Regions from separate parts of the Homo sapiens genome. Here region 1 is linked to region 2. The links are chromatin contacts, found by Hi-C in ENCODE. All regions are on one chromosome and are shown on one strand. Each heading gives the region's core, a stretch centred on a gene start or an enhancer-like site at or near the end of the contact. The rest is flanking DNA. Distances are from core to core; before and after follow the strand shown.

Region 1 (6,029 bases), core at 767-3,266, 840 kb after region 2:
TACCTCCCGAAAATATTCCTCTTAGACGCCTGCTCAAGAGTGGGATCATTTAGAAGTCAGTTTGAGGGTGGGGCCAGAGCTGAATTCAGAGGAAAGCCTTAAGGAGAAGCTGTTTGCATACAGGATGAATCCAACAAACCTGGCTCCAGAATTGGGCTGGCAGGTCTGCAAGAGGCTGCATCTGTGGGGCCTCTCATTGAGGGGTCTGATTTAAAAAGGAAACTCCTGGCCAAGCGCAGTGGCTTATGTCTGTAACCCCAGCACTTAGGGAGGCCGAGGTGGGCAGATCACCTGAGGTCGGGAGTTCGAGACCAGACTGACCGACATGGAGAAACCCATCTCTACTAAAATACAAAATTAGCCAGGCATGGTGGCGCATGCCTGTAATCCCAGCTACTCGAGAGGCTGAGGCAGGAGAATCGCTTGAACCCGGGAGGCAGAGGTTGCGGTGAGCCGAGATCGCGCCATTGCACTCCAGCCTGGGCAACAAGAGCGAAACTCCGTCTAAAAAAAAAAAAAAAAAAAAAGAAAAAGAAAAAAAAAAGAAACCTCTAAACAAATGGCGTGCTGAGGCCTCATCCCAGGTCTCTCAAAAAGCTGATCATTTTGAGCTCTCTGGTGTCCAGGGTTGTGGCCAAGATTAATGATAAATGAGAAGGAGAAACAGGCCTGCAGACTTGGCCAACCAGTTCAAGGCGCCGCACCTCTCCGTTCCAGTCCAAACCCCTGGCACTGGGGTTTCTGAAGTGGGGGTCCTCTGCAGGAGGAAGGCAGAGGTGGGTCCCCCCTTCCACTCCCCGCCCCAGGCATTCCCAAGGGCAGCCCCGGGTCGTGGCCCGAAGGCTGAGGGCTGAGTCACAGGAGGAGGAGATACTGCAGTCACGGGAGACACAGAGCCCAAGACAAAGATCGGATGACCCAATCCCGCCTCCCCCACCCCAAAATCAGATCGGCGGTGTAAGGCTGGTGGCGGTGGGGTAGCAAAGGCTCTCTCTCCTCCGTGATGGGCGTGTCTCGTCTCTTTGGCCTTGCTTTGGGAGGGGCCGCCTCACACCCCCACAGACCACGGGGCTGCATGTGACCAGGACTCTGGCACGGCCGCTGTGCCCCCGCCCAACCCCGACGACATAGCCCCTCAAGCTCCCTCGGGGAAAGGGGGCACTAACCGTCACTCATAGTCACAGACCACAATTACCCAGAGAGTGTTTGGTGGGTAGGGGTACAGGTGTGGTTTTAATGGGGGGGGGGGGGGGGGGTGGGGACGGTAGTGTGGTTGTGCGCATGCGCATGGGCACCTTATTGTTTTCCCCCCCACCAGCACAGCTTCTGGGCGGCGGCCACAACTAAAAATGGTTGGGGAAGGGGCGATAATTTCGTCTCCCCTCCCCACATAAATGCCGCTCTCCAGGAGCCCCCAAACACAAGTTCCTTGGCTACGCTTTCCACGCTCGTGCACCCAGGTCCGCGCCAGTTTCTCCCGCCCTGCCACACCCCCGGCGCTCGCCCACTCGTGCCCCACTGCCCAGTGGCCTGCGCAGCCCTGCCCTGCCCTACGCAACCCGCTCACCTTGCGGTCGCTGACTCCCTCGCCCACTGCGATCACAACACCCGCGCCCTCCATGCCCGGAGTGACAGGCAGAGGCGGGAGACGGTCGTACAGCCCCTGCCTAGCCATGAGGTCTGCGAAGTTGAGCCCGCAGGCCCGCAGACGCAGCGTCAGCTGGCCGGGCCCAGGGGCCGGGGGCGCTGCCGGCCGGCTCTGCAGCTTCACCTTGTCGTAGCCTCCAAAGCCGGTGAGCACTAGGCAGCGCAGCAGTGGCGGCGAGGCGGCGGCGGCGGCGGCCCCTTCGGAGGCCGCGGGATGCTGGGGGTCGCTCGCTGCCTCGGTTTTCGGAGGCGGCGAAGAGGCGTCTTCCCCGGTCGCTGCCTCGGCTACCTCTCTCTCGTCGGACATGGCTGGGACTCCCGACGAGAGCGCACAGCTGGATGGAGAGTGCACAGCTGGGGAAGGCGGAACGCGTCGGGAAGAGCCGCGGCTGCGGGATCCAGCGGGAGGGGCGGGGCGCCGGGCGAGGCGGGGCCTCGCGCTCAGCCTTAAAGGGCCAGGGCCATAGTGGCGCAAGCTGGGAGAGCACGAAAAGGGGCACCAGGAACGTCTGTGCTCTTGGGATCAAGCCGACTGTGATTTATTTATTCATAGTAAACCTTATTCAAATTAAAAACTATTTTAAGGGATAGGCCTGGCGCGGTGGCTCACGCCTGTAATCCCAGCACTTTGGGAGGCCGAGGCTGGTGGATCATTTGAGGTCAGGAGTTCAAGACCAGCCTGGCCAACATGGTGAAACCCCCGTCTTTACTAAAAATAAAAAAGTTAGCCGGGCGGTAGTGGCGCGCGCCTGTAATCTCAGCTACTTGGGAGGCTGAGGCAGAGGAATCGCTTGAGCCTGGGAGGCGGAGGTGAGCCGAGATCGCGCCACTACACTCCAGTCTGGGCAACAGAGTGAGACCCTGTTAAAAAAAAAAAAAAAAAGGGCCGGGCGGCGTGGCTCACGCCTGTAATCCCAACACTTTGGGAGGCCGAGGCGGGTGGGTGGATCACCTGAGGTCAGGAATTCGAGACCAGCCTGACCAGTATGGTGAAACCCCAGCTCTACTAAAACTACAAAAATTAGCCAGGCATGGTGGCAGGTGCCTATAGTCCCAGCTACTAGGGAGGCGGAGGCTGGAGAATTGCTTGAACCCAGGAGGCGGAGGTTGCAGTTAGCCAAGATCATGCCGCTGCACTCCAGCCTGGGCTACAGAGGGAGACTCCATCTCGAAAAAAAAAAAGGCCGGGCGCGGTGTCTCACGCCTGTAATCCCAGCACTTTGGGAGGCCGAGGCGGGCAGATTACGAGGTCAGGAGATTCACCTGGCTAACACGGTGAAACCCCGTCTCTACTAAAAAATACAAAAAATTAGCCAGGCGTGGTGGCAGGCGCCTGTAGTCCCAGCTACCTGGGAGGCTGAGGCAGGAGAATGGCATGAACCCAGGAGGCAGAGCTTGCAGTGAGTCGAGATCGCGCCACTGCACTCCAGCCTGGGCTACAGAGCGAGACTCCGTCTCAAAAAAAAAAAAAAAAAGTTAAGGAACAGTCCCAAAACTTGAACTTACATCAGATTTGGAGTTAACTCATATCAGATTTGGAGTCAGCCACCTGTGGACTGGAGTCCAACTACATTGTGTCTCAGGCTCTGACATCTAACCCAGGCAGGGATGAGACTTAATTCACTGTGGTCTTGCAGTGGCAAAGTAGAAGCATGGAGACCAAGCCTTTAAAACTTTCTGACTTTGGTGTTAACGTTCTGTTCCTCATTTTCCCTTCTGTAACATAGTGATGATGCTGCGTGCTCTAGTTATATTTATATTTTTATTTTTTTGATACAGGGTCTCACTCTGTCACCCAGGCTGAGCGAGGTGGGGCGATCACAGCTCCCTACAGCCTCAAACTCCCGGCTTCAAGCAATCCTCCCACCTCAGCCTCCTGAATAGCTGGGACCACAGGCATGTGTCACCACGCCCGGCTAACTTTATGTTTTACTGCTCTTTGCAGAGCAGGGCTACCCCATAGGCAGCGTGCCTAGAGTGGCCAAACCTAGCTAAGTTTTGATTTTTTTTTCTAGAGAGAGGGTCTCGCTAATGTTGCCCAGGATGGCCTCAAACTCCTGCACGCAAGCAAGCCTTGGCCTCCCAAAGTGCTGAGTTTACAGGCGTGAGCCACCGCGCCCAGCTTCTAGTTATCTTTACAGAATTATTTGCAGCATATATTATTGACTCGAATTGCCTCGATATAAAAAAGCACTTTTTTTTTTTCGAAACTCTATTGCACAAGCTGGAGTGCAGTGAGGCAATCTCGGCTCACTGCAAGCTCCGCCTCCCGGGTTCACGCCATTCTCCTGCCTCAGCCTCCTGAGTAGCTGGGATTACAGGCGCCCACCGTGCGGGTTTCACCGTGTTAGCCAGGATGATAGTCTCGATCTCCTGACCTCTTGATCCGCCCGCCTCGGCCTCCCAAAGTGCTGGTATTACAGGCGTGAGCCACCGCGCCCGGCCTATTGTCAGACTCTTAATCAAGCCTGACTTTTGGGTTTAGCTCTGGCTCCAGCAGAGCAACTCTGGCGGTTGGTTCTTTCTCTTCCTTATCTCCTTGTCCCCAAGCATCCACCAGAGGACGCAGCTCCCCCAAAACTTTCCACCCAGTGCTTGGCTGGAGGAACTCAGTCCACGCTTCTCTGCTAGTCTAGGCCGGCGGTTAAGTCAATGTAACCGGAGACCCGGCTGCCCGTTGCCATGGGGACGGAAAGCTATGATGTCACCACCGTCCGGGTGGGTGTGCTGGGGTTCACCCTCCCATTTCCCCAAGACCCCCTGCCAGGACATAGGCGGACGCGGGAGAGAAAACCAAAGAGGCTCCCTCCTTCCCCTTAGCATCTCTCTCCCGCCGTGTTCAGGAAGTGGATGGCTGCCCCAGCTCTTGTCCGCACTGGTACACCTGCGTGCACGCGTGGGTACACAGCAGGCCCGAGCTTCGCGCTTGTGCCGCTCATATTCTACCCCTAAGAACTTCGCTTGAACTCTGACCTGCCCTTATATCCGAGAAAGTCAAATAAGCCCAGTTCGGCCTGTCCCAAACCGGCAGGGGCCCCTCAGACCACACCGGCGGGCTGGACCCCGGCTCTGAGGCCTCTGTTCCCAGGGCTCCGCCCAGATCTTCTGGGCCCCGCCCCCCGGCTGCGGGGGTGGGAGGAGGGGCCGGGGGGGCGCGGCCGCCTGGCTGGGGGCGGGGCGGAGGGGGGGCCGCGGACCCGGGGCGGGGGCTCGGCGCGGGCCCGCGAGATGCCGGTGTTGGCGGCCCGAGCGGCTGCAGTTGCAGGGGCGGGGGAGGCGGCGGCGGGGCCCGGGAGAGGGGTGGCGTGGGGGACCGGCGCGTAGCCGGGACCATGGAGGGGCAGAGCGGCCGCTGCAAGATCGTGGTGGTGGGAGACGCAGAGTGCGGCAAGACGGCGCTGCTGCAGGTGTTCGCCAAGGACGCCTATCCCGGGGTGAGGGACCTGCGTCTTGGGAGGGGGACGCTAAGGCTGCTGGGGGGTGGGTGACAGGGGCCCTGGCGACGGATGGGAATGGGTACTCGGGTAACCAGGGACAAGAGACAGGGGGTCGGAGGACGCGGGGAGGCCTTGAGGGCTCAGGAAGGACTGCAGAGGATTGGGGTGGGAGGAATTAGGGAGCAGGGTGAGATAGATGGGGTTTGGGAGAACCAGAGCATCCGGGAGGGAGGGCGAGGGGAATGTCGGAGGTCCTGGGCAATGGAGAGGGGAAGAACTAGGGGGCTGAAGGGACCAGAAGGGAACAGGAGGAGGTCTGGGAGCTTAGCAGAGATTCTCCGGGGGGGGGGGGGGGGGGGCAGGAGCTCCCGGGATCTCCCCTTTGCCCAATCCCAGACCAACTTGTGTCCAGGGGCTGGGCTGGACGGGGTGTGGGAGTGAGGAGGGCATTTATCTGGGGTGAGGACTTGGAGAGATGATCTCATCTGGATCCATCCGTGTCTGCAGAGTTATGTCCCCACCGTGTTTGAGAACTACACTGCGAGCTTTGAGATCGACAAGCGCCGCATTGAGCTCAACATGTGGGACACTTCAGGTAGCCAAGTCCCTGGGGGTCACCCTGACTTCCAAGGCGGCCCACTCTGTCCCCTCCCTTGGTTAGACCCTTAGGTTCCAGGTAAGCCCAGCCCATCCATCCAATTCCAACAGGAAGGGAAAAATCAATATTCTGCTAAAATCCAGGGAAACTGAGGTAGAACTTGCAGAGCCTGACAGAAACCATGTCCTGAAGGAGAAAGCCTAGGATCTGAGCCCCTCAGCTGGGTCCTGCCTACCTGGGAAAGTTGGGAAGGAATGGCTTTTAATTTGGAACATGTTCCTTCAGAGATAAGACTGGGTTTAGAAAAGACATTTAGAGGCCAGGCACGGTGGCTCACGCCTGTAATC
Region 2 (6,667 bases), core at 697-3,196:
GTTGGAGCAAAGAGACAAGGACTTGAGACAGGACTTAAGCAGGGTCTAACGGGGAGTTGGAGAAGGACCCCAGGAGGTCATGCCATCCATCCCCCTGCCTTCCAACTGGTGAGCTGTCACTGTAGAAGGCAGTATAGCATGGTGAGTAAGAGCCTGGGCTCCTGCAACCCTCCACTGCCACTTACTAACTGTGTGACCTTGGGCAAGTTGATGACCTCTTCTGTGCCTAAGCTTTCCTTATTTGCAAAGTAGGGCATAATAGGCCTTCCTCACATGGTCGTTGTGAGAGTTACATGAGTTAACTTGGGGAGAACAAGTCCTAGCACATGGTAAGTGCTACTCTGAGAAGGTGAAATTTTTTCCCCACATTCACTTGGCTTTCTTCCTATTACAGAGTAAGCAGGGCAGAGATTCTGATGACACCACACCCATTTATTGATAGGAAACCAAAAGGCAGAGATTATCCAAACTCACAGATCTCCTTAGTGTGGGGGCAGACAGTGATGAGTGCTGTCTTCCTTCCCTGCCTTCCAGAGAAGGTCCACTTTTTAGCATTCTTGTAGCTGCTTTCAGGGGATCTGCCCCACTGCTCAAAGTCTAATGGGAGAGGGCATTGAGCGTATAGCTCCAGCAACCCCCAGCAGCAGAACCCGAGCTGTCTCCCTCCAGCTCCAATGGGTGGGAGGCCAGGGGGACTCCTGTGGGCCATCCAGGGACAGAGACTCAGCTAAGAGATGGGGCCTGTGACACAACCAGTCCTGGTGCTCTAGGAGGGATGACTGTCTGGGGGCAGGGAGGCTGATGGGGACACTGAAGGTGCCTGGGAGGCACTGGGCTCTGGGCACAGCCTCCTTCTTCCATCCCAGGGCCTGTTGCCCCGGTGATGGGCGCTATGGAAACAAGGTGGTGGGGAAGAGGGTAGGGCCCGGCGGCTCAGTTTCCGCCCTCGGGTACCGCTCCCCCACCATCCAGATCCCGGCCAGGGTTCCCGAGGGAATGGCGGGGTTGGGGGAGGTGAGGGCGGGGAATCTCTGGGTTCCAGAGTGGGAAGAGGGAATGGCGGGAGAAGAGGCGGGGGAGGAGTGATGTGGCTGTCCAAGGTGCTGAACCTGAAACCCAAGCTACGTTGGGCGAGCTGGGAGTTCCCACCGTCGCACAGACCGCTCCCCTCCTCCTGCCTCACCCACCTTAGACACTGACGCCCCACGATTTGGGGGCGCGCGACCTCAATCCAAACTAGGTCCTGCTGAAGTCTGATCTTTTCTCCTTTTTTTCTGGAGGTAGTGGGAGCTGGAGTCTGTGAGTAGACCCCAGAATGCCCGGCCACTTTGCCCCACTTCTGTGTCTCGGATACCCCCATACACGCCCCCAGCACAGCTCTGCCCGAGAGTGGGCGGCTCCGAAGGACCCTCCTCCGCTCTGCCGCACAAAGAGCCTCTTCTGCCTCGAGTCACACCCCCTAACCTTGGCCCCCGTGCTCTCGGCCCTTTCCCCTCCTCCCCTCGCAGGGCACTCCCCGCCCTGTTCCTGCACCGCGGCTTTGGGAGTTCCTAGACCCGCACCTCCATTCTCTCCCCTCGCCTCGGGTCTCACCATGTCCAGGAGATCCGAGACGGCCCCGAGGATACTTGCCCCCCAGCTCGAACCTCAAGCCCCGACCTCCGTCCCACTCACGCGTTCCGTCAAAACGGGTGGCGATGGTGTCCAGGAAGGTGTTTTGCGGGGCCAGCAACCCCTTCATGACCGGCATGGCCCCGGGGCGTGGGTTCAAGGCGCGGCGCTGGGGAGCTTTCAGCGCGGCCGGGCCGGAGGGGGCGCGCTGTCGGAGGGGCCGGGGCGCCCCATGCGCCCTCCTGCCTCCTCCCCTCCCTCTTACTGCCGCTGCCGCTGCCGCTGCCTCTGCTCCGAACCCCGTAGCTCTCGGCTCGGCTCAGCGCCGTTTCGGTCCCCCCCACCTCCCCACGGGCCAGGTTCTTCCCCTCGGGCTCGGCCCGCACCCGCCACGTGGCCCCACACGGGGAGGGGCCGCTAGCGACACCCGCACCCCTCTGGGCAGCCCTCCTCCCAGAGGGGAGCGGCCCACGCGTGTCTCTCGGGGAGAGAATTCGGGGCACGCCCACCGGGAGGGGAGGCCTGAAATGATGGGCGGGGCTTGAATAACAGACCCGCCCTCTTCCAGGCTGGCCACGCCTCCACACGTGGTTCCCTGGCTGCTCCTTGTGGCTCCACCTCGCGGGTTTTCCCGCGCGGCGTCCACGCTGGGCTGGTGTCTGGTTCACAGTGCCGCCTACTGGAGTTGACATATTTCGCAGCACCCACAGGCCAGTAGCTCCAGCGTGAGACAGCAAGGGTTAAGAGGCTAGTTTGCTGGTAGAGAATGGACAATGGGAAGGCTTGAAACCCCAACTCTAGAAAGCACCATTCTTACCTCCTGCCTCAGTTTTCCCAAGACACCCTGGCGAACTCTGCCTACTGAGACACAGCATGGTGGAATGAAAAGAGCTTTGGAGTCCACCAGGTAGAGTCCCAGCTCTAGACACCAATCGTGTGATATCCTCTCCAAGCCCACTTTCCTCATCTGTAAAATGGAGCTGATAATTCTTACCTGATGCAGTTACCGTGAGAATGTAATACCATAATGCATGTCTTTGGTACAAAATAAGTGTCTTGAAGGGCAGTTGCCTGCCTGTTTTCCCTCTTCCTACTGTCTTAATCCTCCTCTCTGCTGCCCTTCAAGTGGAAGAGAGGCTGGAGGCAAGTTTGGGAGAAACTACCTCTGAAAAAGATAGTTTCGAGGTGGGCAGAGTCATGGCTTGCAAATCTCCAAGGATGCACATGTGAACTTTGACCTCTAACTTCTCCAAGATGGAACCAGTACAGCAGCAAGAGGGACCAAAGTGAGACTAGACACAGGACTTTCTCACTACCTATGCAGAAAATTGAGGCAGCTGAGTTCTGTGGCTGAGGGTGGCTGCTTCCCACGACAAAACAGCTGAAGCAGTGAAAGTGGGAACCCTATGGGCAAGGAGGGCAGGCTAAATTCTCCCCACCCTCTGAGCTAGGTATTATCTGGGATGTTAGATTGCTAAGAAGTGCCACATTTTTCTGTGTCTCTACTTTTGTTGTTGTTGTTGTTCTTGTTGTTCTTGTTCTTGTTGTTTTTGAGACGGAGTCTTGCTCTGTTGCCCAGGCTGGAGTGCAGTGGCATGACCTCAGCTCACTGCAACCTCTGCCTCCTGGGTTCAAGCAATTCTCCCGCCTCAGCCTCCTTAGTAGCTGGGATCACAGGCGTGCATTACAATGCCCGGCTAATTTTTGTATTTTTAGTAGAGATGGGGTTTCGCCATGTTTGCCAGGCTGGTCTTGAACTCCTGACCTCAAGTGATCCGCCCGCCTCAGCCTCCCAAAGTGCTGGGATTACAGGCATGAGCCACGGAGCCTAGCCTGTGTCTCTACTTTTGGATGTTATATTAGTTTCCTAGGACTGCCATAACAAAGTACCACAAAGTGAGTGGCTCAAACAACAGAAACCTATTGTCTCACAGTTCTGGATGCTAGAAGTCCAAGCAAGGTCAGGTGAAGAGCGTTGGTTCCTTCTGAAGGCTATGAGGGAGAATCTGTTGCATGCCTCTCCCCTATCTTCTGGGGGTGGGGGTGCTGGCAATTTTTGGTGTTCCTTGGCTTGTAGGAGCCAATCTCTACCTTCATGTTCACATGGGTTCTCCCTGTGTGTGTTTCTGTGTTCCAATTCCCTTTTTTATAAGGACGCCAGTCACAGTGGATTAGAGGCCCACCCTACTCTAGTATGACCTCATCTTAACTAATTGCATCTGGAAGGACCTTATTTCCAAATACAGCCACATTCTGAAGTGCCACGGGTACGGACTTCAACATATGGATTTTGGGAACACCAGTAACAGGTGTCTTTGGCTGGAGTTGCAGTAAAATCTTGTACTGCCCCTGCTTAAGAATGTCCCATGACTCTGTTACCTACAAGATAAAGTGCAAAGCCCGATGATTTGTGAGAGCCTTTGCGAGCTGTGCTGCACTGACTGTAACTGTGTCCCTTCCTGAGCCTCTCCACTCCCCACACCCTATACCCCATGATGCAGCCATTCTGGATGACTCATTGTTGAAGTTCAAATTCCCTGCCTTTTCAGCAGGATTGACTCCCACCCCTTCCTAGCTGGATTCTGCTGCTCTATGCAGCTTGCCTGCCTTCCTTCCTTCCTTCCTTCCTTCCTTCCTTCCTTCCTTCCTTCCTTTCTTTCCTTTCTTTCTTTTCTTTTTTCTTTTTCTTTCTTTTTTTTTTTTTTTTGACAGTGCCTCCTTCTGTTGCCCAGGCTGGAGTGCAGTGGCCCAATTATGGCTCAAACTCAAACTCCTGGGCTCAAGCAATCCTCTCGCCCACCATACCCCGCTAATTAAAAAAACTTTTTGGAGAGATGTCTCACTCACTATGTTGCCTAGGCTCGTCTCGAACTCCTTGCTTCAAGGGATCCTCCTGCTTTGGCCTCCCAAAGTGCTGGGATTACAGGCGTGAGCACCGCGCCCGACCGCTGCAACCTTTCTTGCTTTCCTTCCCCTTCCGCGTCTCTGGGTAAAGTCCCCGCTACAGAATGCCTAGCAGAGCATCGTAGGAGTCCCGCATGGCCCGATCCAAGCATGCACCTGTGCAGTTCTCTCTGTGCCCCAGGGCCTTGCACTGGGAACTCCCCAACCAAGAGTGTTTCCGATTCAACCACGCAAAAGCTAAGGCTGGTGCCCGACAGCCGGGCTTCCAGGCCCAGCTGTCCTCCGCAAGACGCTTTGCCACCCCGGATGGGCAGGACGCGACCGCACAGGAACAGAGACCAGTCACACGAATGGAGACTCGTCTTTATTGCCTTTTTTCTGGGGGCTGACGCTGGGTGGGCAGAGGGCAGAGGCCTGGGCCAGGACAGGGCCCGAAGAACGACTCAGATCCCGGACTGTCCTCCGGGCGCGACGGAGGCGGCGGCCGGGGCGGAACAGCGGCGCCCGAGGCAGGGGCGCGGCGCTGGCTCTGCGCCTGCGCGGCGGCCCATGGTCAGGATGCCCGCGGCGTGGTTGCCGCTGGCCTGCAGGAGGCGCTGCAGCCGACCCTGGAGGCCCGGGGGCCCGGACCTCCGCTTGCCCAGCGTGAGGATGCCGGCCGCGTGATTGCCCGCGCCGTGCAGCAGCTCGTAGAGGCGGCAAGAGCAAGTCTTTTGACGACAGCAGTCGGGCAGGGGCTGTGCAGCCGCCCCGGACGACAACAGCGCGGGCGGCAGCAGCAGCAGCAGCAGCAGTAGCGTCACGGCGGCCCAGGAGACCTAGGGAGACGGAGACAGGGCGCTGGGGGGGTCTTCCCACGGCGCCCGCCACCAGCTCCCACGCCCAGGACCTGCCCCTCTGGCTCCGCGCCCCCTCCAAGCCTGCACTCCTTTCTGGCTGTCACTTAGTTCTCCTTGCTTTGCGCCCTTGCTGGTATCGGCCTACTTTCCCTGCTCCTCCTTCAAGACCCAGCAGAGCATCTCCCCCAGGAAGCCTTTTGAGACCCCCTGGGCAGAGTGAATCCCCCTTTTCTCTGGAGACTTAGGCCACTGTGCCACCACTAGGGCACTTGCCACTCCACCTGAAAACAGGAGTGTCTGTCTGCAGCAGAAGTTGTAAACTTGGGAAAAACCCGGGCCCTACTGAGTCCCCCCAACTTCCTCTCCACAGCAGGGAAACACATGGAAATCAGGAACTAGCAAGACTCCAGAATGCTCTCTCATCTGCCTGCCCCCTTGCAGGAGTGACTGAACTCCGTTGCTTTGAACCAGTTTCCTGCCCTTTCAGAGGGCACAGCTCCCTTACCTGTAAACTGGGTATACTAGAAATAATTTCTACTCTGCAAGGCTGTTGGGAGGATGACAAGAGATGACAGGTGCAAACGGAGCACCTGACACATAGAGCTCAGCAAACACAGGCTCTTAGCAAAACAGCACCCAACCCAATGTGAGCCAAGGCAGGTGCTCCTGCCTCAGAGCACACCCAGGAAAAGACCAAGAGTGGAGACACCTTTGGCCTTTCTTCCAGCCCTCTGAGCAAGCACTCTTTTTGCTTCTCTGGGATGGTGAGTCACCCCTCCATCCCTGGATCTTTACCTTTGTGGAAGGAAGGTTCATGGTGTCTGGCGCTCAGGGTGGGGTAGCCGGGAAAGGAGATGTCTGTGGTGGTTCAAAAAGCCAGGAACCTTGAGGCTGTCAATTGTGACCCACTCCCAGGGGTCTGGGGTTTATAGTGCTCTGAGGTGGCGGGGAATTGACAGGCACTTGCGTCCACACCCAGGCCAGACAAAGGCAAGTCTAAGATTAGCCTGCTGCAGGGGGGCCGTCTCCAGGCTGGGCCCAAGGAATGGCCGCTGCGGCGTTCAGAGGCCAGGGTTGGATCACTGTGCCCCTGATCACCCCCTTGTCTGTCTATCTGCTCCCTGGAGATGGGGCGGTCTCCGGGCACTAATGAGGCCACCTTGCACCCAGGAATCTGGGAGCACAAAAGAGGCGCTGGCCTGGGACAATATGGAGGGAGGCAGCTGCTAATTAGGGGCGGGAGAGAGGCAGACGCGAGACCCCACATTATGTGTGTGGGGGGTGGAGCAGCCAGCAGCAGTCCTCTCCCTCCC

The links. Hi-C counts contacts between places; a loop is a spot of excess contacts on that map. Pooled maps may share reads with other maps.
Region 1: a loop to region 2 is called in a pooled map, with 5 times the contacts of the local background. The contact joins the promoter of VAT1 here to the promoter of KCNH4 in region 2. A Hi-C loop is called at or near these places in 2 of 168 maps with a recorded cell type or tissue (CD8-positive, alpha-beta T cell and naive thymus-derived CD4-positive, alpha-beta T cell), 1 of 37 single-sample maps with no recorded cell type and 7 of 50 pooled maps.

Annotation. Positions count from the first base shown.
Region 1 is chr17:43,020,369-43,026,397 of GRCh38, forward strand. It overlaps VAT1 (vesicle amine transport 1), which reads right to left and starts at 2,017. Exons shown (of 6, transcript NM_006373.4): 1 at 1,568-2,017. The coding sequence starts at 1,954. RND2 (Rho family GTPase 2) reads left to right here and starts at 4,863. Exons shown (of 5, transcript NM_005440.5): 1 at 4,863-5,081; 2 at 5,592-5,679. The coding sequence starts at 4,980. RefSeq lists a silencer at 4,687-4,826.
Region 2 is chr17:42,179,196-42,185,862 of GRCh38, forward strand. It overlaps KCNH4 (potassium voltage-gated channel subfamily H member 4), which reads right to left and starts at 1,947. Exons shown (of 17, transcript NM_012285.3): 1 at 1,675-1,947. The coding sequence starts at 1,750. HCRT (hypocretin neuropeptide precursor) reads right to left here and starts at 6,257. Exons shown (of 2, transcript NM_001524.1): 1 at 6,150-6,257; 2 at 4,865-5,333. The coding sequence starts at 6,170. The coding sequence ends at 4,959. RefSeq lists enhancers at 340-907, 4,471-4,530, 5,032-5,833 and silencers at 1,857-2,096, 2,103-2,378, 4,961-5,180.